Linked DNA regions of Homo sapiens: region 2 is linked to region 1. A link is a contact called in ENCODE Hi-C or POLR2A ChIA-PET data. All regions are on one chromosome and are shown on one strand. The core of a region is the stretch at or near the end of the contact, and the rest is flanking DNA. Distances in the headings are between cores, read along the strand shown.

Evidence for each region. A loop is a pair of places that touch in the nucleus more often than their neighbours do. ChIA-PET counts read pairs that join two places held with the same protein, here RNA polymerase II (POLR2A). Pooled maps may share reads with other maps.
Region 2: a loop to region 1 is called in a map with no recorded cell type, with 9 times the contacts of the local background. The contact joins two enhancer-like sites. A Hi-C loop is called at or near these places in 4 of 37 single-sample maps with no recorded cell type and 2 of 50 pooled maps. POLR2A ChIA-PET finds 5 or more read pairs at or near these places in 8 of 52 experiments (B cell, BJ, GM10248 and 5 more).

What each region holds. Positions count from the first base shown.
Region 1 is chr20:47,273,071-47,276,538 of GRCh38, reverse strand. It overlaps ZMYND8 (zinc finger MYND-type containing 8), which reads left to right. Exons shown (of 23, transcript NM_001281775.3): 11 at 1-225. Among named protein-coding and RNA genes, the nearest start is that of ZMYND8, 82 kb to the left of the region's middle. RefSeq lists enhancers at 1-194, 195-695. Within about 2 kb of position 1,903, at least 13 of the 41 ENCODE cell types and tissues checked have a DNase peak (open chromatin) inside an H3K27ac peak, as active enhancers do.
Region 2 is chr20:47,437,124-47,440,591 of GRCh38, reverse strand. No RefSeq gene overlaps it. Among named protein-coding and RNA genes, the nearest start is that of LINC01754, 27 kb to the right of the region's middle. Within about 2 kb of position 1,656, at least 8 of the 41 ENCODE cell types and tissues checked have a DNase peak (open chromatin) inside an H3K27ac peak, as active enhancers do.

The sequences.
Region 1 (3,468 bases), core at 654-3,153:
TCAACTTTGACATGACGGCATCCCCCAAGATCCTGATGAGCAAGCCTGTGCTGAGTGGGGGCACAGGCCGCCGGATTTCCTTGTCGGATATGCCGCGCTCCCCCATGAGCACAAACTCTTCTGTGCACACGGGCTCCGACGTGGAGCAGGATGCTGAGAAGAAGGCCACGTCGAGCCACTTCAGTGCGAGCGAGGAGTCCATGGACTTCCTGGATAAGAGCACAGGTCAGCTCCGTGCGGGGGAGCGGGGAGGAGGCCCCTTGGACACGGGGGTTTCCCATGGGTGCACACTTGGTGGGCCCAAGCAGGTGAGCATCAAGCAATCGTGGGGAACTGTAGGGGGCCACAGAGCAGATTTTCAAGAAGTCACCAGTGGAGTTCTTGCTGCTAGTAACCCAGAAATGAGAAAAGTGTCCCCAAAAGGCCACCTGGAGGTTATACCTAGAAGTAGATGGAGATGGCCAGAAATCTTGTGGAGTTCTGTTCAGATGTCGCTGCATTTTGGATTATTGACTTTCCATAACACAAATAATTTTGTTTTAGTTGAAATTGTATTTTTCTGTCAAAACCCTACATTCATATTAAACAGTGCAAATCTTAGAGAAACACATATGATAAAAAATAATACTTGACCAGGCGCCGTGGCTCATGCCTGTAGTCCCAGCACTTTGGGAGGGCAAGGCAGTCAGATTGCTTTAGCTTGGGAGTTCCAGACCAACCTGGGCAACATGGCAAAAACCTTGTCTCTACCAAAAATACAAAAATTAGCTGGTCGTGGTGGCGTGTGTCTATAGTCCTAGCTACTCTGGGACTATAGTTGAGGTGGGAGGATTGCCGGAGCCTGGGAGGTTGAGGCTGCAGTGAGCTATGATTGCGCTGTTGTATTCCAGCCTGGGCAAAGTGTGACCCCTTGTGAGACCCTGTCTCAAAAAACAAAAACAAAAAAAGGTAAAAAACAATAATAGTACTCTGTCTTCCCAGTGTGATCCCATTCCCTTAAAGGTCATATCCTTTAATAGTTGTGTTGTGTTTTTTTTTTTTTTTGGAGACATAGTCTCGCTCTGTCACCCAGACTGGAGTGCAGTGGCACCATCTCAGCTCACTGCAACCTCCACCTCCTGGGTTCAAGTGATTGTCGTTCCTCAGCCTCCCGAGTAGCTGGGATTACAGGTGCGCGCACTACTATGTCCAGCTAATTTTTGTATTTTTAGTAGAGACAGGGTTTCACCATGTTGGCCTGGCTGGTCTCGAACTCCTGACTTCAAGTGATCCACCCGCCTTGGGCTCCCAAAGTGCTGGGATTACAGGTGTGAGCCACTGGGCCTGGCCCAAAGTCTGAGTTTTTAAGTAAAACCTCCAATTCTTAAATGTCAGGTTTTTAAGTAAAATCTCCAATTATTAAATGTCAGTTTAAGATGTCTTGGAAGATTTTCTAGAATGAATAAAGCAGGTTGGAGTACCAGCTTTAGGCTTCTGGCCTAAAGCCTTGGACAGCCTTTCACACTCGCTTCCTTCCTTGGTCTCTCTCTCTCTCCCTCCCTCTCTCCCTCACTCCCTTCACACAGGAATTCTTTAAGGAGCAAGCATCAGTTCTTCAGGATACCATGAATGTCCCCAAGAGTTAAAATAATGAGGATTTAGTTGTGAACTCAAATAATTCTACTGACTTTGCTTGTGTTGTTTCTTGGGAAATTTTTTTTCTTTTTTCTTTTCCTTGGGTTATTTTCAAGAACTGCTTCTAGCTGCTCCCCAGATGGTGGTAGGAGGGGTAGAGAGAGCCTGTGGCTTTTGGTTCTGTAAAATAAAGGCTGCAGTCTATATCTTTCTCTAGTTCTGATTCATAGCTGTGTGGTCCTAGACACTCATGGTTGAGTCATAGAGCTTTGTTTTGGAATTGACATAATTTGTGTTGACACAGTTTCAGAAAAGTCTTCCTTTTTACCCCCTTGTTTCTGACCAGAGTCCTTAAAAGCTTACTTTGTTTCATGACACGGTTCCATTTAAGCCAAGTTCACAAAACATGGTACTTAATTACACAATCCTTCGGCACATTAATTCCCATAAAGAGCATGCTTTTCAGGAAATGTTTAAAATTTTAACCTTGGCAGCGACTTTGTGAATTAGTGTTGCCTGAACTTTCATTGCCATGGTTTTCTGCCGTATTTTATTACATACTTAAATATGAAAATTGTAATGCAGCTTTGTCCTAAGCTAAACACAATGTATAGGCTCGTGTGTTTAAATTGCTTGTTGTGGCTTTTCCTAATATATGTGAAATTAATACATAACTAGTAAAATGAAACATGGCATATATATGACCATTGGTTCTCCTGCACCACATTTCAAAAAATTCAGTTTTATAGGAATATAAGAACAGGGATAATGTGTTTAATTTAGCTTCTGTCTTCCCTTGGGAGGTACAAAAGGAGAAAGATAAATGACATCAGACTTCCTGGAAAAATATACCTCATTCTTTGAGTGCTTTTTAGGTGAGAAGTTAGTTGAATCCCCCATTTGAGTAGACTTTAAAGTCCCTTTCCTAAAATATAATCTCCTTGCTGGTATGTGCTTAGGTCATTTTACTAATCATGAATTAGCCAATGTGTAGTGTAGGAAGAGAGAGTGATATTGAAAATTATTTTACTCTTACAAATTGCCCCCTTTTCTGTCAGGGGCTAGATAGTATGTATTTTAGGCTTTTTGGGTCTTTTTTCCAACTCTGCAACTATTTAGTCATTGTTGCAGTAACGTAGCCACAAGCTGCTGTAGTCCCAGCTACTGAGGAGGCTGAGCTGGGAGGATCAATTAAGCCTAGGAGTTTGAGGCCACAATGACCTGTGATTGTGCCACTGCACTCCAGCCTGGACAATAGAGTGAGACCCTAGCTCAATAAACAGCTAGCTAGATAGAAGAAAATAGAGCAGCCGTAGACAGTTAAGACTTTTTTAATGGACACCGGAATTTATTTACTTATTTAAATTTTTATATTTTTTGAGATGAAGTCTTGCTCTGTTGCCCAGGCTAGAGCGCAGTGCCACGATCTCGGCTCACTGCAACCTCCACCTCCTGGGTTCAAGTAATCCTCCCACCTCAGCCTCCTGAGTAGCTGGAATTACAGGCATGCGCTACCATGCCCAGATGTTCTTTGTATTTTTAGTAGAGACAGGGTTTCACCATGTTGGCCAGGCTGGTCTGAAACTCCTGACCTCAGGTAATCCACCCGCCTCAGTCTCCCGAGGTGTCCAGACACTGGAATTTAAATTTCATATAAGTTGCATGTTTCATGAGCTATTAATTCTTTTCCCCCCAACCATTAAAAAAATGTTAAAATACCTTTCTTCGCTTGCAGGCCCCTCAGGAACAGGTGATATGCCCAATTTGACCCTTGAGCTATAGTTTGCCAACCACTATTACAGACTAAGAGGATTAGAAGAAACTGAGTCATTTTACAGAAGGCAAATTGAGAGC
Region 2 (3,468 bases), core at 407-2,906, 160 kb before region 1:
CGGGTTCAAGCGATTCTCCTGCCTCAGCCTCCCGAGTAGCTGGAACTACAGGTGCCTGCCACCACACCCAGCTAATTTTGGTATTTTTGTAGCAATGGGGTTTCACCATGTTGGCCAGGCTGGTCTCAAACTCCTGACCTCCAGTGATCCCTCGCCCTTGGCCTCCCAAAGTGCTAGAATTACAGATGTGAGCCATCGCACCTGGCCAGACACTGTGTTATTCTTGCCAACAAGTGACAAAAATCACGATCAAATTGGTTATGAAAAGAGAATTCACAGGCTCACCTGATAGCAAGGGTACAGCTTGTACCAGCTTTAGGTATGGATGGACCCAGAGGCTCACACAGTGAGATCAGTACTGTTTCCCTATTTCTTGATTCATTTCCTTTGTGTTAGCTTCTTTTTTTTTTTTTTTTTTTTTGAGACAGAGTCTCGCTCTGTAGCCCAGGCTGGAGTGCAGTGATGCGATCTCAGCTCACTGCAACCTCCATCTCTCGGGTTCAAGCAATTCTTCTGCTTCAGCCTCTTTAGTAGCTGGGATTAAAGGCATGCACCACCACGCCCAGTTAATTTTGTATGGTTTCACCATGTTGGCCAGGCTGGTCTCAAACTCCTGGTCTCAATCAATCCACCCGCCTCGGCCTCCCAAAGTGCTGAGATTACAGGCGTGAGCCACTGCGTCTGGCTGTCTCTATTTCCTGATCCATTTCCTTTATTTAACTTTTTTTTTTTTTTTTTTGAGACGGATCTCACTCTGTCGCCCAGGCTGGAGGGCAGTGGCACCATCTCAGCTCACTGCAACCTCCACCTCCAGGGTTCAAGCAATTCTCCTACCTCAGCTTCCTGAGTAGCTGGGATTACAGGCACATGCCAGCACGCCTGGCTAATTTTTGTAATTTTTTTAGTAGAGACGGGGTTTCACCATGTTGGCCAGGCTGGTCTCGAACTCCTGACCTCGGGTGATGTGCCCACCTCGGCCTCCCAAAGTGCTGGGATTACAGGCATGAGCCACAGTGCCCGGCCTGTGTTAGCTTCATTTTTATTTTTATTTTCATTTTTATTTTTATTTTTTTTTTTCAGGGACTATAGGAAAGGTAAATGCTTCATTCTTGGTAATTTCCCATATGGTGGCCCAGCGAGGCTCACAGCAGTCAACCTTACATCCCACCACAAAGCAATCATGGTAGAAAAAGAACATCTCTTTTCCAGTATTTCTAGAAAACATCTCAGAACTGACTTTCACTGGACTCTCTTAGGTCACATGTCCATCTTTCAGCCAATCACCACAGCCAGAGCTGAGCTATGTTGGTGTCCGGATTGACCTGAGTCGCCTGCTTATTCCTGGAGCCCATGGGTGGCGGTCTGCCTCACCAGGACCACAGACACCAAGGGGGAGAAGGAAACCCCACCCAGGAAACCTAGAGCTGTTTCCAGAAGGAGGAGGGGTTGCTAGGTAGACTGAGCTACAAACATCTACAACAGTCACACAGGGAACTTAGGGGAAGGCCACCCCAGAAGCCCACAGTTTCCTAAGGTGCATCTCACTGTGCACGCAACTACCCCAGCTCTTTCTGTTGCCTAGGAGCTCACGTCTAAGAAATCACAAAATGTAAACACGGACTAAAGGAGAAGTCATCAGAGGAGAAGAGTATGCGAAGGGAAGAGGTTCAGAAGGGCGGGAAAACATCCAACTCTTGGACTTCGTTACCATATTCACCTTGTCGAAAAGTTTCTAAACCTGATGAATGACATTCCAGAGGACTGAAATAATTGGCACATGTGACCGAGGAAATGCAGGCAGTAATCTTCAAGAAATTGTGGAGAGTGGGAACAACTGGAAGATTGGAGTTGGGCAAATGTATGTAATTTTTAAAAGCTGAATCCCAAGCCCTGCAGACCGATTGGTTTGGGTGGTTATTCTTCCGCTTCCTCTTCCTCTTTTTTTTTTTTTTTTCTCTCTCTCTCTTTTTTTTTTGAGACGGAGTCTTGCTCTGTTGCCCAGGCTGGAGTGCAGTGGTGTGATCTCGGCTCACTGCAACCTCTGCCTCCTGGGTTCAAACGGTTCTCCTGCCTCAACCTCCCAAGTAGCTGGGACTACACTCGCACGCCACAGCACCCAGCTAACTTTCGTATTTTTAGTAGAGACAAGGTTTTGCCGTGTTAGCCAGGCTGGTCTCGAACTCCTGACCTCAGGTGATCCACCCGCCTTGGCCTCCCAAAGTGTTGGGATCACAGGCATGAGCCACTGTGCCCGGCCTCTTTTCTTTTGCTTCTTCTTTTCTTCCTCTCTTTTTTAAAAGACAGTTTTATTGCTATGTAATTTACATGCCATGAAATCTACTGCTTTTGTTTGTGTAATTCGATTATTTTTAGTAAATTTTTAATATAATGCAGCTTTTTCATCACCCCAGCAGGAACTCTCAGGCCTGCTTATCCTTAATCTCTGATCCCACTCCCAGCTCCAGGCAACCACTAATGTACTTTTTGCCTTAATAGATTTGTCTCTTCTGGCTGGGCGCGATGGCTCATGCCTGTAATCCCAGCACTTTGGGAGGCTGAGGCGGGTGGATCACGAAGTCAGGAGTTCGAGACCAGCCTGGCCAATAAGGCGAAACCCCTTCTCTACTAAAAATACAAAAATTAGCCGGGTGTGGTGGCACGTGCCTGTAATCCCAGCTACTCGGGAGGCTGAGGCAGGAGAATGGCATGAACCCGAGAGGTGGAGGTTGCAGTGAGCCGAGATGGCGCCACGGCACTCCGGCCTGGGCGACAGAGCAAGACTCCAACTCAAAAAAAGAACAAACAAACAAAAAAATAGATTTGTCTTTTCTGGCTGGGCACAGTGGCTCATGCCTGTAACCCCAACACTATGGGAGGCCGAGGTGGGCAGATCACCTGAAGTCAGGAGTTCAAGACCAGCCTGGTCAACATGGTGAAACTCCATCTCTACTAAAAATACAAATATTAGCCAAGCCTGGTGGCACACACCTGTATTCTCAGCTACTTGGGAGGCTGAGGCAGGAGAATCACTCAAACCTGGAAGGTGGAGGTTACAGTGAGCCAAGATCGCACCACTGTACTCCACCCTGAGCAACAGAGTGAGACTCTGTCTCAAGAAAAAAAAATTTTTGCCTTTTCTCTTTTTTTGAAACAGGTTCTTGCTGTTGCCCAGGCTGGAATGCAATGACATGATCATGGCTCATTGCAGCCTCGATTTCCTGAGCTCAGGTGATCCTCCCTCCTCAGTCTCCCCAGCTGTTGGAACCACTGGCATGCTACTGCACCTGGCTAGTTTTTTTTATTTTTTTGTAAAGACGGGGTCTTGCTATGTTGTCCAGACTGGTCACAAACTCTTGGGCTCGAGCAATCCACCCACCTTGATCTCCCTAAGTGCTGGGATTACAGGTGTGAGCCACCTTACCCAGCCCCATATTTTTATTTTTTTGTGTGTGTATATATGTATCTACT